Regions from separate parts of the Homo sapiens genome. Here all the other regions are linked to region 1. The links are chromatin loops, found by intact Hi-C in ENCODE. Cell type or tissue: PC-3. All regions are shown on one strand.

The links. Peaks named below come from ENCODE experiments on the same cell type or tissue, not always from the same donor. Only the 100,000 strongest peaks of a DNase experiment are listed, where the experiment ranks them.
Region 2: a loop joins it to region 1, with 11 times the contacts of the local background. A loop is called at or near these places in 7 of 110 quality-filtered maps.
Region 3: it touches region 1 in a loop (8-fold over the local background); 4 of 110 quality-filtered maps call a loop at or near these places.

The regions. Positions count from the first base shown.
Region 1 is chr4:168,150,634-168,158,633 of GRCh38, forward strand. The region is part of intron 3 of ANXA10 (annexin A10); the gene reads left to right. Among named protein-coding and RNA genes, the nearest start is that of ANXA10, 62 kb to the left of the region's middle. In PC-3, a CTCF peak has its summit at 3,436 (motif pointing left); a DNase peak (open chromatin) is centred at 3,398; H3K4me3 peaks cover 530 bases; H3K27ac peaks cover 405 bases.
Region 2 is chr4:168,024,975-168,032,974 of GRCh38, forward strand. No RefSeq gene overlaps it. Among named protein-coding and RNA genes, the nearest start is that of ANXA10, 64 kb to the right of the region's middle. In PC-3, a CTCF peak has its summit at 3,783 (motif pointing right); a DNase peak (open chromatin) is centred at 3,807; H3K4me3 peaks cover 566 bases; H3K27ac peaks cover 683 bases.
Region 3 is chr4:168,094,225-168,102,224 of GRCh38, forward strand. The region is part of intron 1 of ANXA10 (annexin A10); the gene reads left to right. It overlaps LOC124900170 (a long non-coding RNA gene), which reads left to right. Exons shown (of 2, transcript XR_007058357.1): 1 at 1-5,092; 2 at 7,361-8,000. Among named protein-coding and RNA genes, the nearest start is that of ANXA10, 5.7 kb to the left of the region's middle. In PC-3, no CTCF peak of the experiment used is centred here; DNase peaks (open chromatin) are centred at 2,057 and 4,237; H3K4me3 peaks cover 987 bases; H3K27ac peaks cover 5,333 bases.

The sequences.
Region 1 (8,000 bases):
TTATGAAAGGAGAAACACGCACATGCGCAGTTAAGCTTCATACCTCTCCACAGGACCCACGTTCAAAACATGGTGGTGTTAGCATGTTGCGAGGGTGGAATTTTCAGCCCTCTGACACTGAAAGGTGACAGAAAACCCTCACTGCACATCCTCCATAGACTGGCCAGAACCACTAAGCGGTCAGTGGTCTCTAGCCAGGAAAGAATGCTGGCTGGTTGTTTTGTCTAAACCACAAAAAGGAGAGGCAGTGTAAGAGGGTTGGTTGATATCAGGGGTGGAGTAAGTCTTTCCAAAGGGCTGGTTTCTGGTTAACTCTTAGGAAAGAAAGGCAGTGAGCTAGGGAGGGGGTACCATAAGGTGTATTCTAAATTCCATCCCATCATTGCTAGGAACTCAGTTTTCAAGATTGCTCTGGGGCCCCCTTGGCCAGGAAGGGGTTCATCCAGTCAGTTGAGGGACTTAGGATTTCATTTTAATTTTTCAATATAATATAAAATGATGCAAGTATTTACATAGTGACCACTGGGGGAGGGAGATAGAATTAAGATAAATTCTAAATTTCACTTTATACAGCATGCATCATTGATATTTAAACAGCAAAGAACATTTTAAATAATAATAGAAAAAGCCATATAAGTGAAAAGCATATGAAACTATTCCCCTGAGCATATTCAGACAAGAAAGATGTTAGTCTTACTTCTATTTCTTGCCCCTGTTTATCCATAATAAGATAAAGGTAAGACGAATAAGAAATAAGAAAATGCCATTTTATTTTTAATTTAAATGGAGTGGTTAGAATAGCTGCAGCAAGGGTAGTCTGCAGTTTCATTGGCAACACAGAACAGCTCAATTTGCAAAGCAAGTACTCATTAGCTTAATGTAAGGCCAAGCTGTGATTCCAGCAGAGTCTGCTTTAGGGCAAGTCTTCGGAATACAGGAAAGCAGAGGCAGTCCAGCTGGGGAAAGTCACGCTGCAAAGGTTGCATTTGAAAAGTGGTGTATATATATATAAATCCTAGTGAGAATTTAATACTCTAATTAGAGAACCTATTTGAAGGCTCCACTTTGAACTTGTAATGTTCAGTTATTTAAACATGTTATTCGATATTTATCTTCCCAACTGAAAGTAACACCTCCTTCCAGTGTCCTGATAATAGCATGCTATTCCCATTACTATAGCACTTACCAAATTTTGTATTGTAATTTAATTGTAATTCCTGTATTTCTCTCCACTGAAGAAAACTGCTTGATGATAAGGACCTTCACTTATTTATGTTCAAATTGCCAAGAATGACTCCAAACAAATAATTGTTGAACTACAAGTAGTCCTCATTCACTCTTTCATTCACTCATTCATTTTGTACCTATATTGTAAGTGACGACTATGTAACAGGCACAGTTCTATGGGCTGGTGAAATAGCCGTGAAGAAAACAGACCAACAGCTCTGCATGATGGAGCTTACATTCTACCTATTCCACCTGGGTGGGAGAGATCATGCATAGAAGGCAATAAATGCTTTGGAAAAAAAGCAGAAGCCAGGTAAGAAATACAGGAAGTGTGGGGAGATGGGGTGTAATTTTAAACAGGATAAACAGGGCAGGCTTCACTAAGAAGGCAGAGGGGGTGGACCCTGTGAATACCTAGGGGAAGAACATTAAGGGCACAGTGAAGGGCAAAAGTAAAGGCCCTGACTCCCACAGATCTGCTATTCCAGGTTCAGAAAGAAGCCCGCTGTAGCCAGAGCAAGAGAAATCAGGAGCAAGGAGAATTGTAGGTGATGAAGTCAAAGTTACCAAGAAGATATTATGTATCTTGTTGACCATGTAAGGACTTTGTCATTTACATGGGAATAAAACACTGAGTGTTCATTTTCTTCTAAGATCAAGTGTATAAAATAATGGTATAGTTTATTTTGGAGTGTGGCTTGAGAGAAAACATTTTGAGCAGAGGAGTAACTAATTTGATTTTTATTTTCCCAGGATCACACTCTCAAGGTTGTTGAAGGAGATTGCAAGGTACAAGGACAGAAGGGAAACTCGCTTGGAGGCTATTATATATACATAATAAATAAGTAAATTACATATATATATATGTATCGCCTCCCAGCAATTCTATTTATATAAAATATATTTTATGTAAATAAAATATAACTCATAGGGCTTATTTAATATTTAATATATAAATAATATCTATATTATATATATAAACAATATATCTATTGTTTTTGAGACAAGGTCTCACAGTTAGTCACTAGGCTAGAGTGCCACGGGACAATCACAGCTCACTGCAGCCTCACCCTCACGGGCTCAGGTAATCCTCCCACCTCAGCCTCCAAGTAGCTAGGACTACAGGTGCATGCCACCACACTCAGCGAGTTTTTGGCATTTTTTGTGGAGACGGGGCTTCGCCATCCTGCCCAGTCTAGTCTTGAACTCCTGGACTCAAGCAATCTGGCGGCCTCAGCCTCCCAAAACACAGGCATGCACCACTGTGCCCAGCCAGAGGCTATTATATTAACAAAGGAGAGTGATGATGGTGGCCTGGGTAAAGATCGTAGCAGTAAAAGTAGTAACAGTTCATCAGTTTCTAGATAGATTTGTAAGTTGCAGACAATAGAATCCATTGACAATCGGATATAGCAGGGGTAACCAAGGAGAAAATACAGTCATGGGTTCTTAGTTTCTGTTTCTGGTTGGGCCAAGAAAGGGCCTTCCCCATCCCTCTTTTCTGCTTATCACTAGAGAGAGAAACTAAAAACCATGGCTTCAAGCTGCTAAAAGCCTAAAGCAAAAAAAAAAAAAAAAAAACAAAAACAAAAACAAAACAAAAAAAAAAACCAATAACAACAACAAAATAAGACAGGTTGGACAAGCTTGGGATATAGTAAAGGTTGCAAAAAATACGGGAAAACTGTGAGGTGAAGAGAGACAGACAAAGATGGGGGACGGTAGAGAAGGAAACAACCTAACTAATCATGTTTTATTTGCAACAAGTTACTTAAGGTTTTGTGGGGTTGGAAAGACATATATTGAATGCCTATAATATGCCATAAAATATTTTCAGAATTTTACCTGAGTTAAATCTTTTAACATTTATATCAACTCTGCGAGGCAGATGCTGTGATTATTTTCACTTTGCAGATTGTGAAACAGACACAAAGAAGTTAAGGAACATATTTAGAATCTCTTAGCTGGTATTTTGCACTGTGAGGATTCAAGCCTAAAAACCCTACCTCCAGAACCTGTACATTCGAACATTAGATGATATCTGATATTGTTTATTTTCCTGAAATTATATTATTTCTTTTTTTTTTACAAAATTAGTTCACTGTAACTATAGCTATGTATACACACACACACACACACACACGCACACACGCGCGCGCGCGTGCCTCTGAGTTGAAAACAAAGATACAAGCGCCATCTACTGGCACTACTAATCTCAGTCTACAATTCAGCATTAGTACAAAAATATCATATGTAAAGGGAAGAAATATGTTGTGATACATGTGTAGGGTGGGAGTAGTGATCAAATAAATGTGACTAAAGGTTAAATAACAAACTTTTGCAATGCTTGCATAGTCTTCAGCTTGAACATTGCCTTTTTTATCCTTTACCAAGTTTTTCTTTATCCACATTCATCCATTATTCTTTCATTTGCTTATACATTCATGTATGTATTATTTATAAGCTGTACTCCACATATTTTGTGCACTCAGTACTTTGCTAGAGCTAGATGCTGAATTTTGAAGAATTTGTGAGAAAGTCCATGTCCTGATAGACTTTTGGGGGAAATATGCACATATATTTATCATATAATGTGGTCACTGAAATATAATAAACGCAAAGATAAAGCAGTGGTGGCCAGGAAGTAATCAATTTCACTTAGGGATAGAAGAAGGCCCATGGAAGAGATGATCATTTTAATTTTTCTACCTTTCTATCAACTGTCAAGTGCCACTATCCTGTAGAGATAAAAGTATATTGAATTGATCCATTTGCATTCAAACCTTCAACGCATTGCCACAAGATTTATTTTAAAATGCCTAAAATGTGCCACAGGTACCACCTATTTGCTATGTTCATCACTTTGGTCGCATATAATTAGTGGCTTCCTATGGTGCTAGCTATGTCACCTTTGTGTGCCTGATTTTCTTATCTACATAGTGGAATGAATACAGTTCCTAACTCACAGGGTTGTTGTAATAAATTATTACAGTTATTCTAATATTCAGAATACCATCTGACAAATATTAAGTATTCAGTAAATGCTAGTTGTTATGATAATCATCACATTCTTCTGCCTGGCCTACTCAACTTTCCATTATTAGGGCCTCATGGTATACCCTTTGCACTACAAGGACATCCAAAGTCTCTTTTGAAATATTCAGATTTCAAATCAACCCAACATTTACTGAAGGCTAGCTGTATACTTCACAGGCACGTTTCACTCTACCCAGAACAGTACCTTCTCTGTCCTGAAACATTATTTATTGTTGGTATCTCCTAAGCCTTTGCCTGATCAAATCCCACTTTATCTTTCAAAGCTCACCTCACAACTACGCTTTCCACGAACCTTCATTTTATGAATAATATCTCTAATTTATACATTCGTACAATTCTGTAAGTTTCAAAGCCTTGCCCTTATATTGCCTCTCTTGTTGGCCCTTAGTAATATATATATTATATTATATGTATTACATTATATATAATATATTATATATTATATAATGTATTATATATTATATTGAATGTATTATATATTATATATTATATTATACATTATATTATATATAATTATATATAATTATGAATTATATATTTTATAATATATAATTATAAATTATATATTATATAATATATAATTATATATTATAAAATATATAATTATATAATATATAATTATATATTATAAAATATATAATTATATAATATATAATTATATATTATAAATATATATAATTATATAATATATAATTATATATTATAAATATATATAATTATATATAATTATACATTATATAGTATATTATATATAATTATATATTATAAAATATATAATATATTATAAATATATAATATTATATAATATAATATATGATATATCATATATTATATATTATATAATATATGATATATCATATATTATATATTATATATAATATATAATATATGATATATTATATATGATATATGATATATCATATATAATATAATATATCATATATGATATATCATATATTATATGTTATATATAATATATGATATATCATATATTATATTATATATCATATATTATATGTTATATATAATATATGATATATCATATATTATATTATATGATATATCATATATTATACATAATTTATATTATATGTTATATATAATATATTATATATAGTATTATATTATATATTATATATTATATATCATATATTATATATATTATATATAATATTTATTATATATAAATATTATATTTATTTATATTTATATATATTATATATAAAAATAATATATATTATATATTATATATATTATATTATATATTATATATTATATATAATATATATTATATTATATGTAATATGTATTATATTATATATAATAGTATATATTATATATAATGTATATATTATATATAATAGTATATATTATATTATATTATATATAATAGTATATATAATATATAATATATTATATAGTATATATGTTATATAATATATTATATAGTATATATAATATAATTAATATATATTATATTATATATTATATAGTATATATTATATATACTATATAATATATAATTTTATATATATAGTAGGTGACCACATTGCTTTTTAAGTGCATATTTCTTGTTTTTTGTTTTGTTTTGTTTTGTTTTTTTGAGACGGAGTCTCCACTCTGTCACCCAGGCTGGAATGCAATGGCGGGATCTCAGCTCACTGCAAGCTCTGCCTCCCAGGTTCACGCCATTCTCCTGCCTCAGCCTCCCAAGTAGCTGGAACTACAGGCACCCGCCACCATGCCCAGCTAATTTTTTGTATTTTTAGTAGAGACGGGGTTTCATTGTGTTAGCCAGTATGGTCTCGATCTCCTGACCTCCTGATCCTCCTGCCTCGGCCTCCCAAAGTGCTGGGGTTACAGGCATGAGCAACCATGCCCGGCCCCTATTTCTTGTTTTTATCCATCTTGGTGATGTTTGGCTGGAGTAAAGGGACAAACACCTGGCCTCCAAACAGGAGACTCTATTAATTTTGAATAATTTTACAAACTCTTCCTCTTACCTAGGATTCTCATGTCACCTCTATCCTCAGGCTTATTAAAAAATCATTCCTCTAGGGCACCAATATTAATGATGAAGTTCATATTTTTTCTAAGGTACACTAGCGTGGAAAAAATGCTAAAACTACTAAATTACCTGATAAATAACTTGAAACCAGTGATCTAGTGGTATGGCATATAAATTTGAAAGTAGTGAATAAATTGAAGACTTTGAAAATACATTATAGATGCCAAAATAACATTTTAAAATTAAAAATTCACAATATTGAGTACAATTTCTATAAAATAAACTTTATTTATGTTAATACAGTTTGAACACAACACAATCAAGGTATAGATCATTTCTTTATATTTTTTTTTCTTTTTTGATACAGAGTCTTGCTCTGTCTCCCAGGCTGGAGTGCAGTGGCATGATCTCGGCTCACTGCAACCTCCGCCACCCAGGTTCCAGTGATCCTCCTGACTCAGCCTCCCGAGTAGCTGGGATTACAGGCGCCTGCCACCACCCCTGGCTAATTGTTATATTTTTAGTAGAGACAGGGTTTCAGCATCTTGGCCAGGCTGGTGTTGAACTCCTGACCTGACTCTACCTGTCTCAGCCTCCCAAAGTCTTGGGATTACAGGCGTAAGCCACCACGCCCGGCCAGTATAGAGCATTTCTAATACCTCCAGACTTTGTGTCTGCTCCTTTGCAGCCCATCTCCTGACATCCTCCTGCTGAAAGAAACCACTGATCTGCTTTCTACTTGTCCTTATAGATGAATTTTTGCTATTTCTAGAATTTAATATAAATGTAATCATGTCATATGTGCTCTTTTATGTCTAGATTCATTTTCTCAGAATAATGTTTTTAAGGTTCACTTGTGAAGCTATGTGTATTCTTTTATTGCTATTTTTCTAGTGCATATATATACCAATATTTGTTTATTCATTCACCTGTTGATGGACATTCATTTTCAATTTGGGATTATTATGAATAAATGTGCTATAAATATTCCTGTTCTTTGGGTTTATAAATGTTCATTTTTGTTGGTTAATAGGAATGCATTTGATGGATTGTTTTTAAATATATGTTTAAACTCATGAGAAACTACAAAAGAGTTTGCTAACGTGGTTGCAATATATTACATTCTGATCAGTGATGACAGTTCCAAATGATCCACATCCTCACCAACACCTGGTATTATCAGTCTTTTAATTTTAGCTGCTCTAGAGAATATGTGGTGGTATCTCATGATGGTTCTAATTTCCATTAGTGTCATGACCAATGTTTTAAGCATGAAAACATTTAAACATTCCACAGGCTTATTCCCAGTTTGTAAGTTTTATTTGGTGAAGTTCTAGTTGAAAGGTCTTGTCCATGTTTTCATCAGAATGTCTTAACTGGGTTTTAAGAGATTCTTGTATCTTCTGGGCACAAATCTTTTGTCAAATATGTGAAGTGACAACTGTGGTTCTCTTTTACTTTCTTCAAAGTTCCTTACAAAAATTTAAGGTTTTTATTTCAAAGAAGTTAAATTCATCATTTTTTCATATATTGTTTATTCTTTTATGTATCATGTAAGAATTTTTTGTCTACACCAAGTGGCAAAGATTTGTTCTGGTACTTTCTTCTAGAAGATTTAGTTTTGGCTTTTCTTTTTAAGTATATAGCTCTAGTACAAATTGAAATAGAATATATCAGTAAGAGCAGACATCCTTGCCTTGTTCTCAAT
Region 2 (8,000 bases), 130 kb before region 1:
GGCAGGTAAACTATAGGTTTGCCTTTCTTCATGGTCCAGGACATATAGCCCTCCTGCACAGATGATGTGCATAACTCACAATCTTCCCCTACCCAACTTATTATAAAATACTTCAATTTATCATCAAACACCTTGCATGATGAAAAAATGCAAGTTAGCTCCCTGCAACCTTGGCATTGTCAGTACCTCATGTAGCACTCTTCAGCGCAAGTTACAGACTATAAAATGCCCGGCAACCCTTTGTTTCCTGGCAGGCAGCTCCTCTTCTGCTGACCTACCTGTTGCCTTCAAGAATGTATTTTCATACTTTCTTTAATACATCTGTCTTTATTTACCTACAACTGTCTTGGTAAATTCTTCTTATTCCCATGCCACCAGCCCCAGATAGTTGCTGCTTACTCGGAGAATATATGAAATTATTTTGTTCTAAATCCAATAATAAAAATAGGTAGTATGAATACACATATGCACACACACACACACACACACACACACACTGAGAGAGAGATAACATAAAAAATACAAACCAGTTCTTTCTTCACCAATATATTTATTGAGATGTAAGGCCTAGTGAACATAAAAGCTGATTATTTGATGTTAAATGTAAATTTTAAATAGTTTTTTTAAACATTATCTAAAAAACAATAAGAGGAAAATGGAGGAGGAAAATAATGGCTTTAGTATATTCACCACTGTAGAAAAAGTAAATAAAGAAAAATCAGTTCATAGACTAGACTGAAAAGGAAAGAAGAATAAGCATTCTCGGCAGTGGCATTTTTCCCCCTGTGGAATTATAAGCATGTGAAAACTGTAGGATAAGGCTGCAAGTGCTCTCATTATCACATCTTTACCATAGCTGCTATTATGCCATTGTGTGATAAAAACTCCTGGAAGTTTGGCATATGCCACCATTCACATTCACATTTTGCTATACATGACTCTTCTCCTCAAAACTTTCATATATTTTATTTAAAAGGTAAAGGAAGTCATTTATATTTCATTCTCTATATTTTTTTAATGAATCCAAAGTGAAATTTAGGTCAACATACAGCAACCACCACCAGCTAGGAAATCCTCTGTGTGGCCTGACGGACAAGCTTCTTTAATTATTACAAAGTATATGGAATCACATAAGCAGTGGTCTAACCACGTTCTCATATTTGCATAGAGCTCTGCCTCCTCATGGGAAAACATTTAAACATGTCTTCAATAGAGGTTAGACTATTTATAAGCATGTCTGACAGACCATGGAATGGGATGTCTTTTGGATGTCATAGAGTCATTCTCTGAAGTAAAAGCAGCATAAGTAAGGAATGTGAGTCAAGAAAGACCAAATTCAGCAGGGCAGTCTGAGTGAATGCAGAACATTATGAGACTATACTTTTCCTGAGATGCCCTTCACGGTTGTGTTTGGGACAATGGGAGGCCTGAACAGAGAGACTGGCTTCAGTATCCAGAAGAAGGTCTACCCTCCTTGCTTCAGTTTCCAGAATCACCTGGGGCTCCTGGGCAGTTATGGCAGTTTGGGCCACTAGAGTCAGGGAAATGAGCCCTGGGACCTGTCAGTCCTGTTGGATCATTTGTGAGACCAGTTCTGGACCCAGTGACCTATGTCTCCAAGGGCAATCTGACCTCCAGTGGTTCCTGCCACAGGCTGGACAGGGTTGGGGTGGCTTCTTCTTACTGTCCGGACAGTTATTCTTAACGTGTCCTGATTTGCCACACTGATAGTAATTAGTGGATGTGCCTCAGGGATTCTGGACTTCACAGGCCTCCGTCCTTCTCCTGTGCTTCCTCTGTTTTTCCTGGACCTCCTCCTGATCCCTGTTGTAAAAGGCCAAGGTGGCCACCCTCAGGAGGTTCTCCAGAGTACTATCTGGAACTATAGACTGTTTCTGTAATTTTCTTCTAATATCAGGGGCTGTCTGAGTAATAAACCTCTCCTTTAGGATTAGCTGTCCTTCAACTGAGTCAGGAGACATGGAAGTGTGTTTTATTATGGCCTCTTTCAGCCTTTCCATGAAAACTGAGGGATTCCTATCTGGTCTGTGATCTATTGTGACCAATTTAGAGTAATTAAGAGGTTTGGCCCTAGTTTTTTGTAGGCTTTCCAATATGTACATTAAAAAGTGTTTCATTTTCCATTCATCTGTGGGGTCACTAGGGTCGCAGTCAGGGTTTTCAAGGGGTATTGCCTCTCTTCCTATTGGGAATGGTTGTTCCATAATTTCCTTACCTTCCTTATCTCCTCTTTTCCTTTTTAGCCTCTCATAAGAAACATGTTGTTCATCCCTGAATTTTTCTGTTGTCTGTAGAGCTGTCTGTCTCTCAGCGGCTCTTAAGGTTTGGTTTAAGAGTAATACAACATCTTTCCATGTGAGGTTACACAACTGGGCTAGATTTTGGAAAGCCTCTACATACCTGTCGGAGTCTTCAGAGAACCTACCCAGGTCTCCTTTTATTGGTCTAAGGTCTTATTATAAGAAGGGAACCTGAACCCTAGTGGCACCACACCCATCAGGCGTTTCTTGTAGTGGTAAAAGTGAAACTGGGGAAGTGGGGAGTGTTGAAAGTGGTGGAACTGGAGGAGCCAATGGTGCAGTTGGAGGAAGGGGCCCCAGATAAAAGGGAAAAGAAGACTGAGACACTCAATAGTTGTCTTACAGGATAACCCAGGAATTTGTTTTCTTAGCTTTGGGGAATCATTCCCCATGGTGATATGATTGTTTAAAGAGCTGGGTCAATTGTGGATCACTTGTAGAGGTCTGGGTTGTCCCACAGGGCAAAGAAAGTCTGTACACAGGGGACCTCGGACCATTTGCCTTCCCATCTACAGAAAAGATCTAATTGTTGGATAGTATTAAAATAAAGATTTCCCTCAGAAGGCCGGGTTTGTCCATGCGCAAGCTGGTAAGAAGGCCAAGCCCTTGTGCAAAAGAATGTGAGCTGCTTTTTCTTCAGAATTTCAGGGTCAAAGGAGTTCCAGTGCTTCTGAATGCATTTGAGAGGAGTGCAGGCTGAAGATGGTTTGTTAACCATCTAGAAAGGTGTCCCTTAGTCTTCTCCCTTTGTTTGGAGTGACCCAGGTGGAGAGGAAGGCAGTGCGGGCATGCCCCCATTATCCTCCTTCCTTTGTTGCCTGTGCCTCAGCATCTGTTAAAGGTGTCATCCATGGACGTAAGTGTGACCTCCACCCATGGACCCGGAGGAGTGGGTCAAGCAGGAATGATCACGCTCATCTGTGTGAGACCCAAGTCCTCTGCTGAGAACTCCCCTTTGATTCCTTAGATTTGTGTGGTTGGTGTGTCCCTACTAGAGAAGGATCTCAGGAAAGACTATGTAACTGTTGTATTTGGGCCAGGCCCTTCAGTGAAAGGAGTATTCTGGGTTGAGTCCTATATTCTGTTATTATGGCCCAAGTTAAAGTATTTATCCTTAGGCTGTGGTTCTGATTGACTTTTAATCATAGGATCTCTTCTTTATATAAATGTTATTCCACTTGGAGGTGGAATAGGTGTCTCAAAAGAATGTAAGGATCATGACTGTCTTTCTGTTGATGGAGACGGTATTGAGGCCAAAATCTGCTGATGGAGACAGTATCGAGGATTAGAAGAACTGCTCTCTTCTCTGCGTCATAAGCAGTGTTTTCCTGTTCACAGAGAGGACATAAGTTCTGGTTTCTAGTGGAGGGGCTCAATAGGTAGAAGAATTGGGAAAGCAGAGGCTTTTGGCCAACAGCCAACAGGCTTCCCCATGGAGAAGATTTCCATTCCACTAGGTGGCATTATAAACCTGGAACTACCAGGCTGTAGTTTTGTTTCCAAATGCTCTCTAGACAATGTGTTGAGAGAGAAGTCTGAAGTGTGACAGGCCATCCCCACAACATGCCTTCCAGTAGGAGGAAGTTAGTTCATCTCATGGAAAGACTATCTAGTTCAACTGGGCAGTGTTGACTCCTCATATGAGAAAAGAAACAGCCCAAATGAAGAGGGGGCCATCACTGACAGGGTGGGGGGGCGGCAGATAGCCCCCTGTCTAACCCTAGGAAGTGTCATCATTGGAGTTAAATGATCTCCTAGACCCAGATCGTGAAATCCTCCTGTTTCTAAAAAGTTACAAAAACAGTAATCTCTTGAGCTACATTCGTGATTGCTAAGGCACTTGTTAATCCTGCCTAACAAGTCTATTTCCCCAAGTCGTAAAAACTGCCACACTATTGTATACAGAGAGGGAATAGGAGACACAGTAGCCATGGAAAGAAAGGGAGAAAACTGTGATAGGAAAAGTTTGGAGGTTCTGTTGCTGATACCCACTGGGTGTTAGGGTGTGACCCCAGCCAGAAACTTTCAGTTGCCTCAGGACCTTTTCCAGCCCCATGCAATGGCTAGGCTCCCCATGAAAGGAAACCAGTTTGGAGCATAGCCAACATTCCCAGCACTCTGAGTGTGCTGGGGGATTAGCTAAGTCCTCCCCAGCAAGCCTGTCATCTGTGTCTTTAGACAGATGGCCATGCTTGTCATGTTTAGATGGCCAACAGATGCCTGGTGATTTTCTTGATTTGATAAAAATAAGTACCAGAGGGCTCGGAAATGAAAGTAAAGGTTGGGGTCTGCTCCAAGTCACCCTTTCAATGAAATCCTGGATGAGCCTCCAAAAGAAAAAGGTCTCATTGTCTGAGGTGTCACCTGAGGTTCTTGGTCTCATGGCAAAGGAAATCAAGGATTTGGACATTCTAAAGGTGAGGTTAGAGTAGAAGTTTAATAAGTGAAAGGAAGAAAGTTCTCTGGAGTAGAGAGGGGTCCCAGAAAGACGGGTTGTCATTTTACGGTGAAAAATAAGGGTTTTAATAGATAAGTTGTTCAGGAGGGGTGTTTCATTTACATAAGGTGTGAATTTCTGAGTCCCCACCCCATCCTTTCTAGTGTGTATGTGGGCTTCTTAGTTTGAGTTATTCTATGTTGTCTCTTCCTGTTGTGTATGTGTAAAAACGGCAGGGGGTAAAACACTCGGAGGTGGACATGTCTGGTTCAGGGTAGTTCTTATCAATGTTGTTGTAGGTACTCCTCCTGTGTAAGTCTCCTTGTCTGAGTATTTCTTTTTTTTTTTGAGATGGAGTCTCCCTCTGTCGCCCAGGCTGGAGTGCAGTGGCGCGATCTCGGCTCAATGCAAGCTCCGCCTCCCGGGTTTGTGCCTTCCTCCTGCCTCAGCCTCCCGAGTAGCTGGGACTATAGGCACCCGCCACCAAGTTGGCTAAGTTTTTGTATTTTTTAGTAGAGACAGGGTTTCACCATGTTAGCCAGGATGGTCTCGATCTCCTGACCTCGTGATCCGCCTGTGTTGGCCTCCCAAAGTGCTGGGATTACAGGCGTGAGCCACCGCACCCGGCCTGAGTATTTCTAAGAAGGAAGAGGACTGTGTTTGCTGGGGAACACTGTATGTCTGTATGTCACGTGGGAAGCCCCTTTCTGTGTTAGAGTTTATCTCCCTTATCTGTGTTTGTAGCCTGTTCTCTCAGGCTGCTCTTTGTTGAAAGAGAAAGGACCTCTTGGGTTGTTTTTTGTTAGAAGGGAATTCTACCGAGGACCCTTGCCCTAACTATCTGCCTAGCTGATTTCTCTCTCTCTCTTCTGACAGTATTTTTAATTTTACCTCTCTTATGGTATGTAATGGATTTCATTGTGATTTTTATTTTGTATTTCCCTGATGAGTACAGGTGTTCAGTGTCTTTTTCATTTTGCAGACCTTCAGCTGTGAAATGTTGCTACAAATATTTTGTCTATAATTGTGTTGTACTTTTTACTATGTAATATTAAGCATTTTTGTATGCTCAAAATATAAGTTCTTTGATATGTATATGGCAAATATTCTCTACCACTTTTTGGCTTACATTTTCACTTTTTTAACAATGTCTTTTGAGCCTTAGAGAGTTTTAATTTTGAAAAAGAACAATGTGTCTGCGTGTATGTATGATGTATACACACACAGACATACACACACTATCTTGTCTCACTTAAGAATGGGGATACATTCTGAGAAATGCATCCTTAGGAGATTTCATTGTGCTACCACCATAGAGTGTACTTACACAGACCTAGATGGTATAACCTACTACCTACCTGGGTAATACAGTATAGCCCATTGCTTCTAGGCTACAAACCTCTACATCATGTTACTCTACCGAATTCTGTAGGCAATTGTAACACAATGGTATTCGTATACCTAAACATATCTAAACATAGAAAAGGTACCATAAAAATACAGCATAAAAGATTTTTAAGTGATAAACCTAGATAGGACACTTACCATGAATGGAGCTTACGGGACTGGAAGTTGCTCTGGGTGAGTCAGTGAGTAAGTGGTGAGTGAATGTGAAAGCCTAGGACATCCCTGTATACTACTGAGGACTTATTTTACACTAAATTTACTCAAAAATTTTTCTTTACTAATAAACTAACCTTAGCTTACTGTAACTTTATAAAATTTCTTTAAAATTTTTAACTCTTTTGTAATAATTCTTAGCTTAAAACACACACACTGTACAGCTGAACAAAAATATTTTCTTTCTTCCTTATTCTATAAGTATTTATGTATTACTTTTTAAATTATTTTGTTAAAAATGAAGACACAAACACACATATTAGTGTAGGCCTACACAGGGTCAGCATCATAAATGTCACTGTCATCCACCTCTACATCTTTTCTTACTGAAAGATCTTCAGGGAGAATAACATGCACGAAGCTGTCATCTCCTGTGATAACAAGGCCTTCTTCTGGAATACCTCATGAAGGACCTGCCTGAGCCTATTTTACAGTTAACTTTTTTTAATAAGTAGGAGGAGTACACTCTAAAATAATGATTAAAGGTATAGTTTAATTAATATGTATACTAGTAACATCATTTATTTTCATTATCAAGTATTATATACTGTACATAATTGTATGTGCTATATTTTTATTCAACTAGCAGTGCAGTAAGTTTGTTCACATTAGCCTCACTACAAACACATAAGTAATGTGCAGCACTATGACGTTATGATGGCTATGATGTCACCAGGTGGTAGAAATTTTTCAGTTTCATTATAATCTTATGGTGGTTCATTGTTAACAGAAACACCATTATGCAGCACATGAGGATAATATGTAAGTACTTATGGTTTGTGTTTTTTGTGTCCTGAGAAATCTGTGCCCAATCCAAGATCACAAAGATATTTTACATTCTTTTTTTAGAAGTGTTACAGTTTTAGCTTTCACATTTAGGTTTTGGATCTCTTCCAATTATTTTTCTATATGTATATGGTGTAAGGAAATGGTTGATGTTATTTTTTTAATCACTATCACTTTTGTCAGCATCATTTTTGAAATTAGAGAAAAATACTTCCCTATTGGGGTCCTTTTGTTGAAAAACAATTGACAAAATATGTATGGTTCCATTTCTAGATTATCTCCCCATATGTCTATCTTTTGCAAACACCATGCTGTCTTGATTACTGCAGCTTTATAATATGGCTTGATGTCAATAAAAGTAAATTAATCCAATTTGCTCTTTTTTCCCAAAATTGTATTATATTTTTCCTTTATACAGTCTGTTAAATATTTGAAGAGACATGTCCATTTCTACCTCATTCCAAGAACAAGAGCCTGCTGAGGTTTTGAATGTACTTGCATTGAATCTATAGATCAATTTAGGAAAAACTGACATTTTAAAGTGGTTGAGTCTTCCAATACCTGTACATGCGTATTTTAAAACTTTTTTTGAGGTCTTATTTTCTTTAGCAACGTTTTGTAATTTTTAGTAGTAGTTTCAGGTCTTGCACATACTTAGCTAAATTTATCTCTAAGTGTATTATACCTTTGGATGCTAGTTTAATCTGTATTTTTTTAAAATAATATTCTAATTGTTCATTGCTAGTGTATAGGTACTTTTTTGAATATTACCCATTTAATAAATTGCCTCAAGAAATTCACTTATCCATTCTTTTAGCTTTTTGTAGATTCCTTCA
Region 3 (8,000 bases), 56 kb before region 1:
CAATTATTTGCTATGCTTCTGAAGCAAATAAAGAAAACTGAAGATTAAAGATTTGGATTTGAGCATACCTAAGAATCCATTTTAAGTACTTTTGATTAGCTATTTTAGAGATGAATGTTATGTTTTATGTATAATCTCAGCAAGCCTGGATGGTAAAATGGTTTTACATAATCAATATCAGTATAGTTTAAAGTAATTTTCTATCTTAAGGTATATGACCCCAGTGGTCAGAATTTAGTGCTAAAAAGGCCAATATTTGAGGCCAAGCTTATCTCTTTAATCGGATGTTCTCAAGCAAGAGACTGGCTCTTCTGTTGACAAGTAATTTCTTATTTTATAATGTGGGTAGTAATTGACTGAGTTGTTTGTTAAAGATATGTCCCTAGATCCTCCTTATTTAGCAGTCCTGATGCAGTATATATAACATCTGAACTTATACACTTGATATAAAAGGGTTACCATTTTTGAGAACCACAGAGATAGGTAGTTCATTACTCTCAAAGTATAGAAAATTTAAATATACTTCAAGCAAGAGACAAGAATCATGGAAAAATGGTTACATTTCTGTAGGAGATAAACATACATAATATGTTAAAATTATTTTCTATATTTCTGGAGTTAGGCGGGCCCCAGTGATTAAGGTAGTTTAAGTGTGCTTGTTACATTAAGAAGGAAATTTATCTTTGGTGCACTAGTGTATTTTACTTATGTGCTTGACTGTAAGACCATCTTTCAAAAGCAAGGTTTAATTAAGAGATTATTGCAAGCCTGAGTTTTGATATATTAGTCAGATATAAATCACATCATAGGAAGATATTATTATAATATTATAATAGCTCTCTTAGAATGGAGGAAATTTTACTATACAGTGTACTTGCCCAAGTCAGGATCTAAACCCAGGTATCTCTACATCCCTAGAGCTCAAATTCTTTTTATTAATATATAATGTCTCTTTAGAATACACCTGCCTCTTTAGAATACAATTTTCTTGTAAAAATTGTTCGCTGATTTTGTCCTGTTTTGTCATCAGCTGATCCCCCTTGTTCATACAGTAGCATCTTATTTACTATAGATTCATTTCTTAGATGATACCCTTCCTTTTGACCTCTAATAGGATTAGAGTTAACTTTAATCCTATTCCCTTTTCTACCCTTTTGACACCTTTTCCTACTTCTATAATATTTATTGACTGACAGAAAATGTTAATCATAGCAGTATGAAAAGTAGGATACATGTTGATATCATATTTCTTACCTAAAATAGCATTATGTATTATACAAACATATAGAAATTATTATAATAATTTACTGTCTATATACATCATCCATACCTTGTTTAATTTAATCTTCACAGCAAATTGTCCTATAAGAATACCATTTAACATGCAAAGGTTTGAAGTTCTTTTGGAGGTACTAGATATTCTACCCAAATGTTTTATACATATTATTTTTGTGTTTGCAAACTTCTAGGACAGTATTATCATCCCCTTTTTCCAGATGAAAATACTAAGGTTCAGAAAAATTAAATACTTTTCCCAGGAGTTAAAAGCCAGTAGGTGACAGATACAGAGGATTCTGTGTAACTCCAAAATCATTTCTACCACACTGAGAGAAAAAAATGCCTAGGTATGATTATTTTTTGTGACCCCAATTAAATGAGAAAAACTTAGCAGCGGTATCTTTACAAAGATGCTTTGACTCATGAGTTTGCCTCAGAATAGCTCAAGAGCACGAAAGTCAGGCAACAGCATGTTAGGCAGTGTCTACTATGGGCAATGAGACATACAGCATTTTAGCCTAACTAGAATAAAAATAAATGCATTGGTTTTTAGCAGTGGATTACATGTAGTGAAGGAAAAGCACTCCATAAATCAGAAATGAATTCAGGGCATATTACCTAGGAGTGATTGCAGACTGACAAGACATCTCATGGGAGGAGAGGCTGTTGATAAGGCAAGATTATTTTCAAGACTGTCTTTTCCTATAGAAAGTAATTCCCAGGACAAAAACTTCCATCCAAGAAATCTGACTTTGATTGTTTATCTGCAGTATGACTTACTGAGCAAATATTATTAAAAGGTTATTCATACTTCAGATTGCTTTTCACTATCACAAGACTACATTGTCTGAACTTTACACACTTTGATTCAACAAAAGTTTTGAATCATGCTGTTATGGCTTCAACTTTTACTGAAACTTCTGTAGAACTAATAAGAGTTGGATTGGAAAAATTAAATTTAACTTTTTCCTTGAACTGGCATGCATGCTTGTTGTAAATTTTTAAAAATATACCATTATAACAACCATAGATTGGTTTTAATCTAGGGGCTGGGCAAACATCACTGTAGCGTAGTGGCTAAAGATACACTTAAATCTAGCCTTTCTGCATAGGATCCATGTGACTGAGCACTACTTGCTGAATCTTTCTGCACCTCAATTTTTTTTAACCTGTTAAGTGTGATAACAGCACCTATCTTATAAGGGTCTCTTGAGAATTGTTTGGCATATAAAGCACCAAGAAGAGTATCTGGAGCATAGAAGCATCCCAAAAAGATGAGCTATTATTCACAGTACCAGTGCCAAAGCTTGAATCCGACTCTGTCTAATTCAAAAGCCCTGGCCTTCAGCTGCCCAATGCACTGCTTCTAGAGGGGAGGTTAAGTTTGTATCCATTACTAATACAAATGCATATATATATATATATATGTATGTATATGTATATACAATACATACATAAGCATATATGTATGTGTATATATACAACAGTCCCAAATTTTATAAAGAAATTTGAGAAACAACAAAAGTTTCACAAGGGGAAATATATTTTCTGTTGTACTTAGCATAATGTTTATTTATAAGTAGATTGTATCATGCAAAAAAATTTCATAAACCCACTTACTTCAATTTCTGGTAACTTCTCTTCTTTATTATGGTAAAACTCCTCAAACTTGTATTACACCCATTATATACATTTCTTCTCCTTCAATTCTCTCCGTATCCATTCATTAGGTTTCTTTCTCAAATGCCCTGCCTGAACTGCTCTTATTAAAGTAAACAATGACCTTCATATGGTTAAATCCCATGCCTAATTCTCTCCTCTCATCTTGCTAGACATATGGGTGTTATTAGACACAATCGCCTTTGCCAGAAGTATTCCAGGGCCAAATTCTTGAAACTCTTCTCCTTCCTCCTTATAGCCTCTCCTTTGGTCATAAGATCCAACATAATGGTTTTAATTACATTCTATATACAGACTCTTTTCTGAATTTATGTCTCAACCCAGAACCTATGCATGAACCCCAGATTCCTGTAACCAAGTGTCTACTCATTGAGTAGAAACTCATCCTCTTATTAGTACAGAAAAAGGAAAGTTAAAAAAAAATTAAGCCTTGCTATTATCCTTGGCTCAGGTTCTCTCATACCTTACATTATCATTGCCTGCCAACTTCTGCAGTGGCTTCCTACCTGGTGTCCCTGGTCCCACCTCCAGGTACTGGTCAGAGAGTAATAAATATCATTGTCATAAACCCTGACCTCTTGAAACATGTATTTCATTGACATATAAGATTCATACTCACTCTGCAATTACACAAAGTAATGGAATAGGAGGTAAAAGTCAGCAAAGAGGATATTTTGAGAAAGCCATCTTGGTTTGAAAGTTCTTAATTTATAATAGCTAGAAAAATAAGAAGACTTCAATTTGTAGAATCACTTGCATTTTTCCAAGTGAGAAGTTAGAACACCTCTCTAGATATGTTGGTTTCTCTTGAATGGACTAGTTTTTGAGATTATTATAAAATTATCTGTTATTTTGACATTATGCTTATACCATTAACATTAATACAGTGTGCCCATTTAAATAAGTATTACTTTAAATCTAAGGCACTCTTGAAATTTAAAAAAAAAAAAGATGTTTAACTATATGTTCTTTTTTTTATTTTTCCTAATTAATCAACTTATTTAACAAACAGTAAAGGAAGAAAGTCATTAGATTATCACAAATGGCAAGCACTAAGAACGTACTTCTTTCCTTAACCCTTAAGGTGAAGTCTTCAGAAATTATGTTTAAGCAATATGAATCATAGTTAGTTTAATGAGTCATTTATTCCTGCAATTAGGTGGAGAGGAAAAGCAGAAAGAAAGGAGTCATTTAAAGGTCATTATTTACCAACTTTTCATTTTTCAGTATAGCCTCACACACACCCACATCCGACCCTTATCTACCTTAGAGTTCTTCTATCAGTAGAAATTATTTGTAATCAGAAGTAGCTCAGCCTGATTCATCAAAAAGGAAGGGATTGCAATAATTTTTAAAAGGAGATTTCAGAGTTTATGCTGTCAATCTCCCAGCATCAGCTTCTTCTAAATAGTCTCCAGCTATTTGTAATACTTTACTCATAGCTTTTGGACATGCATTTGTTATCAAAGGCAGAGTAAAACTTGCTTCCTGGGGCCTATTTTTCCTTGCCAGCATCACAGTCTTACACCACACAGTTATGAATATATTCTTCCTCAGTTATACTTTTATTTATGTCCTCTAGACATTCTGGGTAATTATGCTGGAAGGAACCAGAAAAAAAAAAAGACTATTACAAGTATCATGTACAAAACATAAAAGTAAATCCACACAAGATAATGTGTTTTATATACCCTGTTATAGATACAGTGGGAATCAACTTCACTCACAGCAACTTTGGATTGGCTTTTCATCTTTATTTGGTGGCAATTTGTAATAATAAAGCAACAGAATGTCTTCATGTATTTTATCATTCTATCTCTTAATTGAAACATTTCTGCTATTTTATTTTTAAATAAGCCAGAATGGAAGGCATTGTAGTAATACTTTTTCAGTTATGTAAAAAGAAAGCACTTTAACCACAGCAGATATAGCATTCTTAGTACTGTGAATTAGTAATCGTTTTAAAATATGTAAATCATATTGTATTTTATTGGTGGGTTATTCTTTTGTTGTTGCCCTTAGTACAGTAGTAAACTTCTTGAATTATTGTTCAACCCTTTGGAGATATTGAATAAATGTACATATTCTTCTAGGCATTCATTTAGTTGCCAGTCTGAAAATATTGTTTGAAAAGGTAAGTAAGAAAACGGTCAAAGATGCCGAAAGAGAGAGGCGTCAGTACCTGGGGACACATGCACCTTCTGTGTACCTTTCCTCACCTGTGGGCTGACTGCTGTGTGTTTAATCAAGAGGGCAACTCACATATAGAAAAGTAAATATTCACAGTGAATACAGTAGTCCCTTCACAGTAGAAAAGGGTTAGATTCATGAACCCTCAGTGAAAGGTAATTAATTAGTGGTTTTGAAATAAGACTTTTTCATGTAACAATGGTTACAACTGAACCTAATACAACTTAACGACCAGAAGAAACTCTTCGAGATCTCACTCCCTTCTGGTTCTTATTTTGTTTCATTCTAGATATTGTGAATACTAGAATGACTGTGGGCGGCTATGCTTGGTTTTCCTTCAAGATATTCAATGACTTCTAATTTCATGACTTAGTGGACTTGGTCTTTTTTTTAAATATATGATCCATATGTCTCTGAGTGCTACAGAGACAGAAATGGTTTTTATAAAATGTTATTTTAGTCATTTGGCAGAGGGAAATCAGTATCAAATAATACCTCCTCTCAGAATCACTGGGTTACATATAAACTGTCTGCCAACAATAACAGAGAAACAAGTGAGTTAGTCCCTTTCAAATATTAGGCTTCTTTCTCTCTCCTACAACATGCAAGAGTTCAGCTTTATAATCTAGGTTCATTTCCTTTTTGTTCTTTCTCAATGCTTTTTGCATATTGAGAAAGTTTTCAAACAAAAATTCATGTAATCTAGAATCAGTTGTAGAAATTTTTAAGATAGGTGCACTAAACTCAGAAAACTAGTCAAATGGTGTATTGTAATTAAAGGCATCAGATTAACTTTTCTTACATTTAGTCATGTTTTTAATCTAGATTTTTTAAGTCTGATTTAGAGAGACATGTAGACAGGTTGAATTTTCAAAAATACTTAGCTTTATTGGCAATGTAGCTTATTCTTCTCTCATCTGATTTTGATTTACAAGAACATTCTTTCCTTAGAGTGGGATATAAAACAGATTCATCATGAAATTGTACTTCCCTGTAAGGCTTTCTGTCACCTCACTATGACAATGTGTGAGGCAGGACATTTCCATATGGTTAAGATGATTGTCACCCATCTTTCTATTCACAAACTTTTTCCCTCCTTAAGCCTCTCATACAGGTTCCTTCATCTTTAGCTCTAAGTTCTCTGCTTCTCTCTCTTGTATGGGGTGCTCTTCAAAGTGAAGACAAAAACAACTGGGATCTGTTTCCTGCTACAACTCATTATTATTCTCATGTTTGAACCTCTATCTTAATTCGCAGTTGTAATTCTTGTGAAATTATTTTGTCAAACTATACGGTTTGAAGCTAAATTCAAACCAATGTGGCAATTTCTGATTTAAAAGTTTGCCATATTTAGTTTTATGAGACTAGATATGCACCTAAAAATACTATGTTTAAACTTTTTGTTTTGGGAACATTTCAGATTTACAAGAAAAAGTTGTCAAAATAATTCATAATTTGAATTACCCTTCCCCCAGCTTTCCCTAATGTTTACATTTTATATAACCATATTGAAATTATCAAAACAGGATATTAAAATAAGCACAGTGCAACTAACTAAACCACAGATATTGTTTAGATTATACCAGTATTTCTGCTAATCCTTTGGTTTCCTGCTTGATATGGTTTGGATCTGTGTCCCCACCAAATCTCATGTAGAACTGTAATTCCCGGTATTGAAGGTGGGGCCTGGTGGGAGGTGATTGGATAGTGGGGGCTGTTTCTCATGAATGGTTTAGTACTATTCCCTTGGTGCTGTTCTCATGAGAGTGAGTTCTTGCAAGATCTGGTTGCTTAAAAGTGTGTAGCACCTCCCACTTGGCTCTCTCATTTTCCTTCACTGGCTGTATGATGTGCTGGCTGCCCCTTTGCCCTCCTCCATGATTGTAAGTTTCCTGAGGCCTCCCAAGAAGCTGAGCCCATGCCAGGATCATGCTTCCTGTTCCTGTGGAACTGTGGGTCAATTAGACCTCTTTTCTTTATAAATTACCCAGCCTCAGATATTTCTTTATAGCAATGTGAGAATGAACTAATACACTGCTCCCAGGAGCTAGTGGCCATTGGGAACACTTTTAGGCTTAATCTTACTTTTGACATTTCTTTCTTTTCTCTTTTCTTTGTGTTTTTTTTGGGGGGGAAGGGGACGGGGGGAAGCTTTTCCTTACTTACAGCTACAAGATGCATTAATCTAATCTTGTATTTTTTCTTATTCCAGCCCTAGAATTAACCACTTCTCCAAAACGCCCTGATTCCTTCCATTGAAGACCGATATTTAAAACCAAGATCTGGATACTAGTTATACTCATTGCTACTGGGGTATCACTGTTTATATGCCCTCTTAAGAGTACAGAGCAAAAAATATGTGTGTATACTAACCCATTTATCTGCACACATCTATATTTACTTTTGTACATGTGTATGCATATATGTTTGCATGTATGCATGTCTCCATCTACCTTCCTACTTATCGATTTCTCTGTCTCTATCCATACATCTATCTACCATCTATCTTCATACTAATACCTCCAATCTAATCAACAACACCGTTCTAACCTTCACCATTATTTGTTACTTCTTTCTCAGACAGTGAAAACTAAGACTATCAATATCTGAAACCTGTTTGCTTATTTGTTTAACCCTACCATACATGTAGTTTAAAACTTGCTAAGCCATTACTCTGTGAGAAACAACTTTACCAAGAGGAGTACATTGTTTGGATTATTTTTATTTTTAGCTTTACAGTTCAGTCAAAACACTATTTTCTAAAGTTACTTAGGGCACATCCCCTCTCTCCACTGAGCTTATTGTGGTTATGAGATTTATTTGTTATATAAATAGATAAATTTGCTACAAAC